2 separate regions of the Homo sapiens genome follow, and region 1 is linked to region 2. A link is an interaction called in ENCODE POLR2A ChIA-PET data of the cell type or tissue named here. Cell type or tissue: MCF 10A. All regions are shown on one strand. Links, peaks and the distances in the headings refer to the core of each region. The heading gives the core; the rest is flanking DNA. Region 1 overlaps KCNT2 (potassium sodium-activated channel subfamily T member 2). Region 2 overlaps KCNT2 (potassium sodium-activated channel subfamily T member 2).

Evidence for each region. Peaks named below come from ENCODE experiments on the same cell type or tissue, not always from the same donor. Only the 100,000 strongest peaks of a DNase experiment are listed, where the experiment ranks them.
Region 1: POLR2A ChIA-PET joins it to region 2 with 7 read pairs; 2 of 35 experiments call an interaction of 5 or more read pairs at or near these places.

The regions. Positions count from the first base shown.
Region 1 is chr1:196,542,622-196,550,978 of GRCh38, forward strand. All of the region lies in intron 1 of KCNT2 (potassium sodium-activated channel subfamily T member 2), which reads right to left. Among named protein-coding and RNA genes, the nearest start is that of MIR4735, 36 kb to the right of the region's middle. In MCF 10A, for the core only: no CTCF peak of the experiment used is centred there; a DNase peak (open chromatin) is centred at 4,240.
Region 2 is chr1:196,396,647-196,405,003 of GRCh38, forward strand. KCNT2 (potassium sodium-activated channel subfamily T member 2) reads right to left here. Exons shown (of 28, transcript NM_198503.5): 13 at 1,917-2,025. Among named protein-coding and RNA genes, the nearest start is that of MIR4735, 180 kb to the right of the region's middle. In MCF 10A, for the core only: no CTCF peak of the experiment used is centred there; a DNase peak (open chromatin) is centred at 4,355.

The DNA of each region.
Region 1 (8,357 bases), core at 337-8,336, 150 kb after region 2:
AATAATTAACATATAAATGGATTGGGGAGCTTGGGAGGTGTTTTTAGGTCCATTATTTCATTTTTCAACCAATCAATAAAAATACATAGATTTATTGAATGCCTATTAGGGGTAAGGTGCCAAACTTGACTATGGGAAAATGGCAATAAATAAGATACCTGCTCCTCCTCAGGAAGACAAGAAACAAGTGGTTCTGTTAAAGGATGATCAGTATTGAAGAACTGTCAGTCTATGTGTTATGAAATAAGAGTGAAGGAAATATAAAAAAGGAGGATTTAATTCAGTCAACTCTCTTACTGAGAAAATGACCAAGATACAGAATTCTGAAGGATACAAGTCAACTACAGAAAACGCTGGTGGAACATTAAGGAATAAAACACGTTCAGAGTAGTGTTAGCAACATAAATAAATATGGTGAGACATTTTATATAGTTATAAATTATGAATTATTTAGCAAATGTATAAGCAAAATATTAATTTAAAATATAGTTGTGGTAGTCTTGAAAGCTATTGAGCTATAATTCTTAAACAGAATTTACTAGAGTTAAGCTTTATGCATGAGAAATTTTGCTCATGATTTAATTTGTAGCTTTCAAACAATTAAATTTGATATGAAGATAATTATCCCATCTGTCTTTCAGCAATATCTTAGAGAATTAACATTTTAACACACTGCAGTTGTGAGGATTCTAAAATCAGAATACTAAAGTTTAATCTCAGTAAAATGTCTTGTGTACATCTCATGAAGTATTATTAATCTGAAGTCTCTTGCTATATAACAATAGAAACATAAATTTTGTCAGAGTGGGTAGCAATAAATCACAGTTACTTCCATCTTATTACTCTCAAATCTGTGAAAGTAGATGTAGAGGAAAAGAAAATCTTGGGAAATAAAATAAGTCCAGACAAAACCAAACTTAATTAAAAAGTCATAAAGTATAATCTGTAACTCTGATTTTTATCTTTGAAGAATCATACTGTGTTCGGAAAATGGATGTCCACGATAATTTTCTATAATTTTCTGGATGGTCCTTAATGAATAAGGTATGTAATATTTCATGTTTTAAAAATTAAACACATTACACACTTATCAGATGGCCAAAATAAAAAATAATGACAACCCTATATGCTGTGAGGATATAGAAAACCTGGATCCCTTATACATTGTTGATTAGAATGTAGGTGGTACAGCCACGCTGGAAAAAACAGTTTGTCTGCTTCTTAAATTAAAACATGGAACTGCCACATAATCCAGCAGTCGTACTCAGGCATTTATGCCACAGAAATATAATTGTGTATTTACACAAAAAACCTGCACATAAATGTTCATAGCAGCTTTGTAATAGCTCAAAACTGGAAACAGCCCAGGTTTGCTTCCGTGGGTGACTAGTTAAACTATAGTACATCTGCACCATGGGATACCACTCAGTGATAAAAAGGAACAAATCACTCACGCACAGCAACAACTGAAGTAACTCTCCAAAGCAACCTAAATATCCATGAAAGGTCACTATAACAATAAGTTATGGCATTCACATGCAAAAGATCACATCACAAATTTTAAAATCACAAGAAAACTTGATGCACTATTGTAGACATATCTCTATGACTTCCTGAAAAGTGAAAAAAGAAATATACAAAACAGACTATATAGCCACCATCATTTGTAAAAAGAAATATATATATTTAATTATAGATGTATAGAATATGTTTTGAGGCATATATTGGAAAAAGAAAACCCACCTAAATTGATGGTCTTTAGAAATGTAAACTGGAAGAAGCCAGAGATACAAACGAATGTTTACTCTATTCTTGTTTACACTAGTCTTAAAATTTTAAACCACATGACTGTATTACCTATTCAAAAATAAATATTTTTAAAATAATAATATATACTTCAACTTCTAATAATGCTCTTCTGAAAACAGGAGTTGTTTTACTCGTAAATGGGATTGCATTTAGAAGGATGAAAGGGCAATATGGGAAAATTTAGACTTGGAAACTGGAAACAAATTGATTTGAAATTGAGTTGCTGGATGTTAGAAATGCTTGGATGGTTTGGTGACTTTCTTTGGTATGATTCCATATTCTCACTAAGCAGGCTTTTCATCCTAATTTGTTTTCAGACATAAAGTTCACTGGAAAAAGAATGCCCTGAGCAGCACAAAGGCACATTGACGAGCTTGCACTTTCATGTCTTGTTATACATGATCACATTTGTTTTATAGTACAAATGATGTCTCCTGTGAGACTAAGCAATGTGATTTTACTCAGGATGTGAGCAGTTGAGAAAAACTTTGAAATAATGACTGCTTTCACAAAAATAAAAAGTTTGGATTTAAAACTAATGTTTATGAAATGTTTTTCTGGACAGGAAAAAAGGGGGAAAAAACATTAATCCTCATTCTTAGCAAAATATTTTTTAAAAATCCTAGCCCAGTGGACCTTTCAAAAGCTTAATATTTGGATAATACTCAATTTGATTCAAATATATTTATAGTTTCTTCATACATGCTAAAAGTTACTAGTGGAACCTCTCATAATTGCTATAAATTATGAGAGTTTCCCCACAGGTCTAATCCCGCCAACATTTTAAAATTGTCCAGGTTCAGATTTATATTTCCATAAGAGGTAAGCAGGATATAGTTATAACATAATTATAAAATTAAAAAGAGAATAAGGGAAGAATAAGACCACCTTTGTTTGCTTAGCTCCTTTCTTCATCACCACCATGAAGTAGATCACCAGTGTAGAGAAAAAGAGAAAGTGCATTCACAGGGACATACCAATAGTTTAGGGGAGACTGAGCAGAAGACATGACCTTGAGGAAACAGGATCAGGCTGGAGAGGTTGCTAAGCAAGTCCAAATAGGAACCTGCAAGCAAGTCCCCAAACAGTGCTCCACTTGGTCTTTTCCTTTAATAGATTTTTTGCCGTATAATTTATATAGCATACAATTTACCTATTGAAAGTGAATAATTCAATATGTTTCAGTGCATTAACAGAGTCATGCAATCATCACCAAAGCAAATTTTAGGATATTTTCAGCACCCCAAAAGAAATGGTGCACCCATTTGCCCAGTGAGCTCTCCATCCCACCCACCCCCCCAGCTCCAGCAACTATTAATATAATTTGTGTTTTCATAGATTAGCCTATTCTAAATATTTCATGTAAATGAAATTGTACAATATATTATCTTTTTATGTCTGACTCTTCTCATTGAGCCTAATGTTTTCAAACTTCATCCATATTGTACCTTGTATCATACTTGATTTATTTTTATTACTGAATAATATTCCTTTGTACGGATATACCACATTTCTACTTTTGGGCTATTATGGGTAACACTGCTGTAAATATTAACGTACAAGCCTTCTGTGAATGTATGTTTCCATTTCTCTTGAGTATATAACCAATAGTATTCTGGGCCATATAGTAAATCTATGTATAACCTTTGAGAATTGCCAGATCACTTTCCAAAGCAGCTTCATCAGTTTATATTTGCACCAAACAATTTTATGAGAGTTGTAACTTATTCAAATCCTCAACAACGTTTGTCTATTCCATCCCATGCTAAATATTATTCTTCTATTCTGTGAATTATCTTTATAATTTCTTGATGATGTACTTTGAAGCACAAAAGTTTTCAATTTTAAAGAAGCCAAATGTATCTATTTTTGTCTTTTGTCACGCATACATTTGGTGTTACATCATTTGTCTCTAGCACAGTGGAAACTATATATCTTCTGAAAGATGGAGTGTAATTAGCTACTCTTCTTATCTTTGCAGCATATGGGCCTCCTAGTGATAGCAGCCAGCAATTTGACATTTATATTATCAACAGATGGACACCTTCCCATAACACTGAGTGCTTTCTAAGTCACCTCTGCTTATACCCTGTGGCACCTGAGATCACAGCTCAGAACATGCCTTAGTCTTGTAAACAGAAGATTAGTGTTAATTCCTCAAAAGCAACAGTAGTATAAAAGGAAAAACCTAAGCATCAGATTCTAATGAGTGATGAAATCTCCCAGTTGTTACAAAACCTATTCTACTGTGGTGAAACAGAAGTCAAGAAAAAATCTACACACACAGATAAATAAACTTCCCTTAAAAAAAGAACAAGTAAAATCAGAAAGTCAAAAAAATCATTGAAGATATTATTGAAGAAAATTGGACTGAAATCAAGAAAACTTGAATCATCAGCAACTTAAGGCACAATGTACGTCATGGAACATTGATTGCAAAACTAACACATATTCTGGTAAAGGTACTAAACTGCATAGAAAAAGAATGTAATAAATATTTGGTAAGGTACAAGGACAGCATATGTAAATTAGAGTAATCTGAGATTTTTCCATGGAAAAAAAAATCAATGCCTGAAAATACAAGAATTATCTACAGGATTATGCAACATAGAGTAACAAAAGAGCTATATACCCATGGGATTTAGCCTTCTAGTAAAAAGACAACGTATTTTCATAAGCATGCAAGAAGTTAAAGAGTACTCATCACACTTCCTTGTGGAGAGAATAAAAATATGTAATTAAATATTTGAATTTAAGAAGTGTGTCAAAATTAAAAACTCAGGATGCTCAGGGTGGGAGATACTGTTGCTAAGTACTATTAGTGAGACAATTATACCCCTAAATAGGAATAAACTCAAACGACTTTTGAAATTATGATTTTGGAATCAAATGTGAATATTAAAAACCTTGCCATTATTTAAAAAAAAATTGGGAGGTGGAGGTGTGAGGCAGTGTGGACACTTACTTTCTCATCCTTCACTGGACAGACGATGGATGTCTAAAGTTGAAACATTTAATTTCACAATGTTCTCATTATAGATGACTTGTAAAATCTAATAGCTCTTCTTGTAAAGAAACATTTACTTCAAGTTCAACAATACTTTCAATTTCACTTAAGTTTGTTTCTATCAACTTAAATAATATCTTTCATTTTAAAAAATTTTGTATGGGATGATTTCATTTCAGTAAAATTCTTTCTTACCCTTTCACTGTCCATTCATCTGTCCATTCATCATCCATCCATTATATCTACATATAAATGTAGAAATGTCTAAAATTATCACATCAATAATATTTTTGAGTGAGTTTCCTTATTTATATTTTTCTGTATTTTTTATTTTTTAAATGGAAAATTTATAATTTGAAAAAAAGCAATACATCTTCTTTTAGAAAATTGTTAGTAAGAATCAATCATTTCATAAAATTATAGATTAGAAACAAACTCCAGTATGGTAACATCCAGAAAAAAACTATTTCAGATATAAATCAGCTAGGGATAGTCTAAAATGCAATTCTGATCTGGTACGTCTATAGTGGGCCCACAGATTTAGCATTTCAAAGTGTCTAAAGCCATATATTGAGTAATAGAAATTTTAAGAAATTTTATGGTGCTACTCATTAAATAAGTAGAACATTATAAGCATAAAATGATGATGTGAGGGAGAATTTAAGAAAATAATAATAACTAAAAAATAAAAATAGTAAAAAAAACATTTCTTTGTATTGTACTTCTGTGCTGAGTAGGTAAAGGGAGATCTGTTTTTATAGTTCTTTAAAGTATTCCTTTACCTGCTATATTCTGATAAAACAAAATTTCTCTTTGAATTTAACAAGTGAATCTTAAATCCAGAATCTACAATGAACTCAAACAAATTTACAAGAAAAAAACAAACAACCCCATCAAAAAGTGGGTGAAGGACATGAACAGACACTTCTCAAAAGAAGACTTTTATGCAGCCAAAAAACACATGAAAAAATGCTCATCACTGGCCATCAGAGAAATGCAAATCAAAACCACAATGAGATATCATCTCACACCAGTTAGAATGGCAATCATTAAAAAGTCAGGAAACAACAGGTGCTGGAGAGGATGTGGAGAAATAGGAACACTTTTACACTGTTGGTGGGACTGTAAACTAGTTCAACCATTGTGGAAGTCAGTGTGGCGATTCCTCAGGGATCTAGAACTAGAAATACCATTTGACCCAGCCATCCCATTACTGCATATATACCCAAAGGACTATAAATCATGCTGCTATAAAGACACATGCACACGTATGTTTATTGCAGCACTATTCACAATTGCAAACACTTGGAACCAACCCAAATGTCCAACAATGATAGACTGGATTAAGAAAATGTGGCACATATACACCATGGAATACTATGCAGCCATAAAAAATGAAGAGTTCACGTCCTTTGTAGGAACATGGATGAAATTGGAAATCATCATTTTCAGTAAACTATCGCAAGAACAAAAAACCAAACACCGCATAGTCTCACTCATAGGTGGGAATTGAACAATGAGAACACATGGACACAGGAAGGGGAACATCACACTCTGGGGACTGTTGTGGGGTGGGGGAGGGAGGAGGGATAGCATTGGGAGATATACCTAATGCTAGATGACGAGTTAGTGGGTGCAGCGCACCAGCATGGCACATGTATACATATGTAACTAACCTGCACATTGTGCACATGTACCCTAAAACTTAAAGTATGATAAAAAAAAGAAGTAAATCCAAAACTTTCTGTTACTCAATAAAATGTATAATTTTGGCAGTTTATTTTGTTCAATTTTTCTCTATTGTGACCCTGTTTTGTTTGTTTGTTTGTTTACACATGGACCCTAAGTATTCCAAAGTGAATTATGATGTGGGAAACTTCATATGGGAAAAGTAACACAGAATTATTTTACAGATAATAGGCCCCCCCACACTAGAGAGTGAGAAGAAGCTACAGAGTAAAAACACATATAATTTTATTATGTGTTATGTATTATGTTATTATGTATTTTGTTTTTTCATGTATGTGACACTCATAGTTTCACAAACATCTCTGTGATACATAGTATCACATTTCATCTCTGGTCGGCTTGTGACTTAAGTTAAATCCTTCCAAAATTCTAGTAATATACAGACAACCTAGAACAATGTTTCTCAACCAACATCAGAATCTGTTGGAGTGTTTATTAAACATGGACAAGAAATAACTCTGGGACCAGCCTTCAAAAGCGCATTTTCAGCAAGTAACCAAGGTGATTCTTATAATGCACACTAAATTTTATGAGCCATGTGGGTCTTTTATTCAGATATGTTTGAGTATTTCTTTTTTATTGCTAGCTGAAAGCAGTTTTCTTGAATAGAGTCTGAGTATAATGATGGAGGCTAAACTAAACAGCAAGCTATAAAACACACAACCTTTTGCAAGAAGGAAAGAGTTCAGTAGGAAATCTCATGGGCTCTAAGTTTCGGATGCCTTAAGCAGAAATAGGCTGAGAAAGAAACAGAGGCCTGAGTAGCAACGAAGTGGAGATGAGAAGGCCCCAAAGACAGACATCATGTACTTGACAAACGATTTAAGATCTATTCCTTTCTCTGGCCCCATATCAGAATGATATACCAGTTTACCAAACTTCTGATACACTTTAGCCCATCACTGGATAGTTAAAAAAATTTTTTGATACCTTACATTTTTTGAGTGTTCAATAGAAATCAAAAGCTTGTCTCCAATTCAATCCCACTCCCATATGCTTATTATCAGTTTAAAGGATAAAAAAGTATTGCTCAAATAGACCAAATTTCAAAATGTATGTGCACTTTCTCAGCATGAGTGAGAGAAAAAAAAATTTAAACCCAAAGATCCTGGCAAATTTATTTGAAAAATCAAACATTTGGATTGTCTAGATTCTTCTTAACTGTTTTGCTTCAAGCACCATGTGTAAGAAAATACACAGAATGAAGATTTCTTATTTTAACCAAGGCACATTTTATGATCACTCTGTCAGAAAAATGTAAATTTTTAGATTGCATTTAAGTAATATCTGTTGTATATGCTATTATAATAAATGATTATCACAATCAAGAAAATAGCTTTAGACTTGTAGTCTTTACTATGTCTCTTATGTTAACATACAGGAAACCATTTAGGATGTTAAACCTAAAGAATATTTTTATTTTATCCATGTACAAATGGCTTAAAAATAAGCACAGGACCACTTGCAGAGGTTCTAAAATAAATCAGCCAGCAGACACCAGAAAACTGCACATGCTCTGTTTCTTACTTCTGTTCCCTTTCTGCTCAATTATCATGGGAACCTCTGTTTCCACCAGGCAGATGCTTCTATTCTCTGAACCAAAGGCTATGGGGGCAGTAGAAGGGTAAAAAATGATACCAGGAAGCTCTGAGAGAGATTGCTAAGCAAATTCAGATGGATCCCATGGAAAATTTAAAGGCAATGTTGGGAGATTACATTCCTGAAAATTTTCTAAATACAGAAAAAACTTCACATTCATATATTTATGATTCATTATTTGAGATATTTGCAG
Region 2 (8,357 bases), core at 139-8,138:
CTCTGAAATGTAATCTCAGTCATAAAAGAATGTAGGCACTAATAAAAAGAATTTCATCAGGTGTCAAAATGAGAAATATTGAGATAAATGGTTGGGATAGAATTTGTAAATAATCTATTCATTTTGAAGGTATTATTAAAATAATGACAAAATGAGAATCAGAAAATAGATTAATACAAATAGTCCGTATTTTTTTTTAGCAGTAGACTTTTTCAGCAAATTTGATCTCTCGATGGAAGCATACCAACGGCGTGCTAAAGGGAGAAAGAACTGAAGCCTGCTCTGAATTTTAGTTAAAATACACTCAAAATCACAAATTGTCTTTCGAAAATACATATTGTTTTAAGGTCTTGATACAATATCCATTCATAGAACACTTAATATGTTTCAGACATTATTTATTAAATCCTTACTATTAACCCTGATAAAACAGAGACATAATCTGTATGGCCTTTTAGTAGACAGGAAATAAGGCTCAAAATAGTAATCTGCCTACCTGTCTTAAGTGGTGGCACTCAAATTTAAAGTCATCATTTTAAGAGTTTACTTAGTGTTAATGTCATTACTGCCATTCAAAAATTTTGTCATAGCAAGTCATCACCATATATATTTAAAATTTTTCAAAAATATTTCTTTTCTTAAATAATAATAAAAATAAGATAGCCTAGTTACAAAGGTCTTTTTAATAAAAAGTTGGCATTTGATGAATGCTAATGATATACGTAACAGGTTGTAGATGGAGTACTTCACATATATTTTTCCATTTAATTTCACAAAGCCTTCTACAAAAGAGGCACTGTTATTTTTAAATTTCAGTTAAGAAATAGTCTTAGAGAGGCCCTAGCACCTATCATACTGTATAAATCAGAATCTCTATGATCAGTACTTTAGAAATTCTTCCAAAAACATACTAATGTGCAACCAGAGTTGGAAGCTATTACTTTAAATTGTTTGCTATACATTGTTAGGAAAAAAAGTGATGACATAAATTTGGGGAAGGCTAGAGCAAACTGAATAGCAACCATTTCATAATTTTCTTATCATTGCATCAAAATTCCCTAGTATTTACAATTTTTCATTTCAAAATCATACACTAACAGGTAAGAATTTTAAGATATGTAAACACATTTTCTGAAGGAAATACGTTTTGCTGACACATTGCTAAAATGTATTACATTTTAATGACTTTTGGAGCTTTAAACTTTTAAGATAGAATATAATGTAAAACATGGGATATTTGTGATTGTGGGGAAAACGTGCACTTGAATTACTGCTTAAATCAACATTAGCGGTTTTTTTTACAGAAGCATTTAAGAAAAAAAAAGCAAGTACAATTTTGCTGTTCAATTTTCTAGCAATTCAAAGTATAATCTCATGTGATCTGTCATTTTTAAAGCAGTACCTTCAAAAAAGTTCACATGCATCTTTTTCTTGAATTCTTTTCAAAGTCTATTCCCTAAATTAACTCTATTTACATATACCTGAATACATTTCAATGTATTAGTCTATTGCATGGTAAGCCTATGTGTGTATTAAACAATTATCTATAGCCAAATATCACCCATCTATGTGTAAACCTATGTATAAATGAGTAGATATGGCACTTGAAATTTGTGTCTATATTATGCATAAATCTACTACTGCTAATATATTTAGGCTTATTAAGGCATCCATTATGTTAAGGTACTAAAATCACCAAGTTATATAAAAAAATTAAGACTCAAGCAAAAGTATTATCTTGTCACATATTAAAGTGGATAAATCCTCTCGTATCAAGTAAATTAGTTTTAATAATCATTTTCAGTTCTTTAGAATCTTGAATACTTTAAGTTGCCACTTAGTTCAGAGACTTAACCCTTAAGCCACTATAGGAGTTTCAGGAAATTCAATGGATCTCATGCAAGATAAAAACTTACCAGCAAATTTGATGTGAAATTTATTTTCAGGCTTTAATATCTGGACATACAAAGGACAATTTGGAGCAAAATCTTTCACAGCCCATGCTCTCAAAATTGTTTGGTGATCCTGAAGTGATCAAAATAAAAACATCATAGCATAAGTTACAATGTTTATAACATATAAAGTAAAAGTAAGCAATCAGTTTGCTTGGTCACATCCATAGTTAAAACTTAAACATAAAAATTACTCTGAGGACTTGTTAAGGATACCTATTATTTCCATAGAAGAAGGTAGTAATAGCTAATTCAATCATAGCTAATTACTAGCACTTAGAATATTAGAAAAGATTAAGAGAAAAAATAGCTAGACAGACTTAAAAATAATTTTCCTAGAAAATTTCTGCAGTCAGAAGCTTTCAGACATGTAGCAAAACTAATAGTTTGTAATAGGAATTTCCAAGGAGAAATCAAAAATGTACATATAATAATAACATGCTTAGAAAATTACTTTTTTATATAATAGTAAAGGTAAAATAATTTTGACCTGTGTGTATGTGTGTGTGTGTGTGTCTGTGTGTGTACCTGTGTGGTATGTTTGAAGACATAAAAAACTCTTAGATATAATAAAATACATCAAAAAAAGTTTTTAAAAAGACACTTAAAGTAAGAAAAGGAATCAAAACCATGCTTAACACGAACTCCTTTACATAGTAGTCACCCCATAAATTCAATGAATTGAAAAAATCAAGGAAGATTATTAGATAAATGAACCACACAGTTAGCTAATACATTTTTGGAAAGGAAGCACAAAGGTGCTCTAGGGTAGCACTGTCCATTTAACAGTCACCAGCCACATAATTCTATTTAAATTTGAAGTAACTAAACTTAAACAAAGTTAAGAATGTAATTACTCAATCACACTAGCCACATTTCAAGTGCTCATAGTTGCACATGGCTAGTGGCTACCATATTAGAAAGTGGAGGTATAGAAATTTTTCACCATCACAGAAAGTTCTATTTGACAGCACTATTAGTGAAAGGAAAGGAAGATCCAAAATACAGATAGACACGAGGGACTGTTTATCCAAATGCAGATAGAAGAAGTTGTTATTTATGGTTGGAAACTGCTATAGACAGAATGATCATGTCCTCCCCAAATTTACATGTTGAAATCCTACCCTGCATTGTGAAGGTAGTAGGAGATGAGGCCTCTGGTAGGCCTCATCGTGAGGGCAGTCATCATGAATGGGATTAATACCCATATAAAAGACACCTGAGAGAGAGCTCCCTCGCTTCTTCAGCCATGTAAGGATGTTGCAAGAAGACAACAATCTAGGAACCAGGAAGCCAGTCTTTATCAGACATTGAGTCAGCTGGCTCCTTGATTTTGGACTTTGCAGCCTCCAGAATTGTGAGCAATACATTTCTGTTGTCTATAATCCACCCAGTCTATGCTATTTTGTTATAGCAACTCAAAACAAGATAGTAACTTTAAGTTACAAGAAAGTTGATGAATAGTAGTCCAGCATGGTTTACATGTACCATATGTTCCTTACAGGCAAATATTCAAATATCAGAATGAGCCCAATAATTCTACTAAGATTCATCAAGTGAATACTTGTTAATCAATTTTACATGCTTTTAAATCTGAGGTTTGAGGGTTATAGATAACTTAATGGAGGATTACTGTCATTTCTCTTTCACTAGAAGTACACAATTTTAAAGGAAAGGGAAAAAATAGAAAGTAAACCACTATATAAGTAAAAGGATGCCAAGTTATAATTTTTATTTTATTTTATTTCATTATGTTTAGTGTTGTGTTGAAGATAATGGGCCATTCTAGGGGTTTTAATCCTGCTTTATCCCTCAGTATCTAATTAGACTTGGACAAGTTAAATTTCCTCATTAGTAAAATGCAGATATTCTGTATCTTACAGGATTTCTAAGGTGAAATAGACAACACACATACACCTTTTAATAGAGGTTGGCAGTCAGTTATCGAAAAAACATAAGTTGTTTTTCTTATTATGTGTATCATCTTAGTAATAGTGAAGTAATATCATTAAGGATAAAAGATAAAGAACAAAAATGAATTTCTTAGGAAAAATTTAAAGTGAGACTTATCTGCTGACACCAGCAAGAAATGTAACATTAATAATAAAAGAAGAAATAGAAGAGGCCAGGACGTCTATCAATATGAAAGAATAAGCTCCTAATAAATTGTCCTTGCATATGACAACTATTAAAAAATCTATAGAACAAGCATACAAAGGCCCTAGTAAACGAACTAAAGTAGGCAGATTTTAGAGGAAAATTAAAACTTGGAGGAAGTATCTTGCATGTTATAATTTCCCTGTTTTTGCTGCTGTGACCTGAGGGCAGCTGTGGTTACCACAACAGCACAAGTTGGCTAAGACTCCACAGAAAACCTGCCAGAACAACAAGCGAATGGAGCCTGGAACAACCAGAGCCACCAGACACAGGAAAAGGGAGAGGCAACAAAGAGAAACCACAAATTCTGTGAATGAGTGTAAACATCTTTGGCTGACCTCTGAACCAAGAATCCATGGCGAAGCATAAAAACAATCTGAGCTGACATTTGTGAAGCACTACCAACCTCAATGGTGATGGAGTTTGCTTTATTTTGAGTTTAAGCAACTTAGCCTCTGCTAAAATGAGAGCACTAACATTATTTGGAAGAATACAGGAGAATCCAAGCCTCCGCAACATAACACAATATCCAAAATACGATGCAGTATTATTCAATTTATGAATTTCCAGAAAAATGTGACTTATTTGCATGGGAAACAAACAAAATGATAACCAATAGATGGTAGCTACTAGACAGTCTGAGATGTTAGAATTAGCAGAGAAGGACTTAAAGCTGCTACTAGAACTATGATCAGTAATGTAATGAAAAACATGTTTGTAATAAAAAAAAGAAAATTTCAGCAGAGTAATATAAAGTATTTTTAGATTAAAAAGCTGAAGTTTATGAAGAAACACATTCACTATATGGGCTTTGAAACAGATTGGGAATGACAGAAGAAAGGAGTCAGTGAACTTGAACATAGATCAATAGAATTTACCCAATTTGAAAAACAAAGAGAAAAGGTAAGGAAAAGGGAACAGAGTTCAGGAACTTGTGTAACACGGTAAAAAGGTCTTACATAATATAATTGAATTCCCAAAAAGAAAACAAATGAGAAAAACTAGCAGAAAATGATTTTAAGAAATAATGACTAGAAACTTTTTAATTTTGTAGAAGACATACACTTATAAGTTCAAGAAAATTAGCAAAATCTAAACTATATAAACAAAAAGATAACCATGCCTAGCCACATTGTATTCAAACTGTTAAAAAACAAAAATAAAGACAAAATCTTGACAGCACCCAAAGAAAGAGTCATATGGCCAAGGACTCTCATCAAAAATCCTGAAAGCCAGAAAACCCTGGAAAAAATTCTAAAGTTTAGAATGAAGGAAAAAAACTATGAAACCAGAACTTTACATCTAGCAAAAACTCCCTCAAAGAGGAAGGTGAAATAAAGGACTTTTTAAAATAAAGAAATGTACTTTCCTTATTCTAAAATAAGGAAATGTACTCCCATTGGAATCATACTACAAGAAAAGTTTAAGAAAACTATATAAACTCAAGAAAAATGATACCAGGGAGAAAGAACTTCAGAAATAAAACAAGAGTAACAAATGTTTAATGTTTTAATGACTATAAAAATCCATTTCCTCTTAACTTCTATAAAATATATAATCTGAATAAAGCACAATTTATAATATTGTTTAGTGTAGTTTCTAATCTATGGATAAATTATTATATCTAACAACAATAACATAAGAGACAGTAGAAAAGGAATAAATGCAAGTTTATAATTTTAACAAGTGGTATAACAATGATATAAAGCTCACTATGAAGCAGTAAGAATGTGTATTGTAATCCCTACAGCACTCACAAAAAAAATTCAAAAGGCACATCTAAAAAGCCAATAGGTATATTACATTCAGTGCTTTACAAAATCAAATAATAAAAAATGTGGGAAAGGAAAAACAGAGGAACCAAAATTAGAGGAAACAAACAAAACAATTTAGATAGAGCTATATCTAACCATATTAATAATGACATTAAATGCCAATGGACTAAACATGTTGAAACACAAAGATGTAGATAGCAAGAAAACAAACAACTCTATTTAAAATTGGGCCAGAGATCAAAACAAACATCTGACCAAAGAACGTATACAGATTAGAAGAATGAAAAGATAGTTAACTCATGTCATTAGAGAGTTGCAAATTAAAACAGTAAGACATCACTAAACACTTTTCATAATAGCTAAAATCTAAAGTGCTGAAAACACCAAATACTAGAGAGGACACAGATCAACAGGAAGTTGCATTCATTGCTGGGAGGGAATGCAAAATGATACATCAAATTTGGAATACATTTTGACAATTTCTTACAAAACTAAGTATACCCTAACCAAATAATCCAGCAATTGGGCTCCTTAGTATTTACCTAAGTGAACAGAAAATGTAGGTCTCCACAAAAACATGCATGTATGTGCTTAAAACAACTTAATTTATAATTACAAACACTTGGAGGTAACCAAGATATACTTCAATAGATGAATGGATAAACCGTGCCACATCCATACAATGGAATATTTGGCAATGCAAAGAAATGCACTATCAATCCAAGAAAAGACATGCAAAACCTCAAATGCATATTGCTAAGTGAATCTGAAAAGGCTACATACTGCATGATTACAACTATATGTCATTGTAGAAATGCAAAATTATGGAGATAGTACAGAGGTCAGTGGTTGCCAGGTTGGGGAAAAGAAAGGACAGAAGGATGTATAGGTAGAGCAGATAATATTTTTAAGACCCTAAAACTATTCCTTATGATATTGTAATGGTGAATGCATGTCATATTACATTTATCAAAACCCACAGAATATACAATATAAAGAGTGAACCCTAATGTAAACTATGGGTTTTAGTTAAATAATTTATCAATATTGGTTCATCAGTTTCAACAAATGTATCACAATAATGGAAGATGTTAAAAATAGGAAAATGGGGTGTAGGGGGAGAGGAGTGTAGGGGGTGAGATATGGACATTCTCTATATTTTTTGTTCCATTCTCTCTGTAAACCTAAAATGGCTTAACAATAACAACAAAAAGTCTAGTTTATTTTTTTAAAAAGTAAGTGAGAAAAGCATGATCTGTAGAGTCACAAACCTTGGGCTCTAATCTTCACTTCAGAGGTTACAAAAATGCATGAGTAAAGGGAAGTTACTACGGATCTGATTCTTCTTACAGAAGTTTTGGTTATTGTATAATGGATGTGTGCAACTTACTTTTCTTATTTATCTTAACCCTTGGCAACAGTTGACTTGTAGACCACTGGCTCCCTAAAACATCCTCGTTTGGCTTATCTGACACCATGCACTTGGTTACCCTTTGACATTCTTATCCCAAACTGAACTCATCTTGCTACTGGTAGTCCTCCCTTTTCCCAAAAGAAAATACTAATAGATACTAAATCTTCAGCTTCTCTGTCTCACTTACCTTGCATTTAGTGAGTTCTCAAATCTTGTTGATTATGCCTCTAAAGACTGCTCTAATAGCTTCCACTTTTCTCCAGCACCAGTGCCACAGCCTAATCTAAAAACTTGTCACTTCTGGCTTGGAGTAAGGGCAACAGCTCCCCAGTCAGCCTATCTCAAGCTTTATAACATTTTTTTCACTAATTCTGTAATCTTATCAGATGCAGTTTTTTCCAACTAAAATTCTTATTGTTGTACGTGGCTACTTAAAATCCTACAGTGGTTTCGTTTCTTTTGGCATCAAATTCAAACTTCTTAACAAGGCTTACGACAACCTTTATTAAACGTTTCCCAAACTATTTCCTCAGTCTTTGCATTCTTCTCTCTAGCGATAATGCACATTCTCCACTCATAACCAGCATTTCCCACCTAGGACCATTTGCCAAGAACATTCTTTATGGGCTCAGCCCTATTCATGCCTCTCATCCCTGCTAAAAAGTCACTTATCTAGGAAGCCTTTTCTTCTGACTACTGGTAAATTAGGATAGATGATGCTACTTGATCCCATTGTATTCTGTGAACAATTAACCCCATCTAATTTTTAGCATTTTTAAAAGTTGGTCCTCCCTAAACTATAAGCTTGATGAAGGCAAGGGCCATGTCTACATTTTGCTCACCCTAGCTTATCCCCAGAACCTAGCATTCATTTGCATATCACAGGTGAATAAGAAAAACAATATTTACTTCATATTGATAGTGTGAACATTAAATGTGATAATATAAAGAGAATTAGGCATATAGAAAGCATTTAGCAAATATTTCAATTCAATGGATGAATACAGGAGATAAAGTACCTATTCTGAAATCTTCCTTGTTTTATTCATATTTTATGCC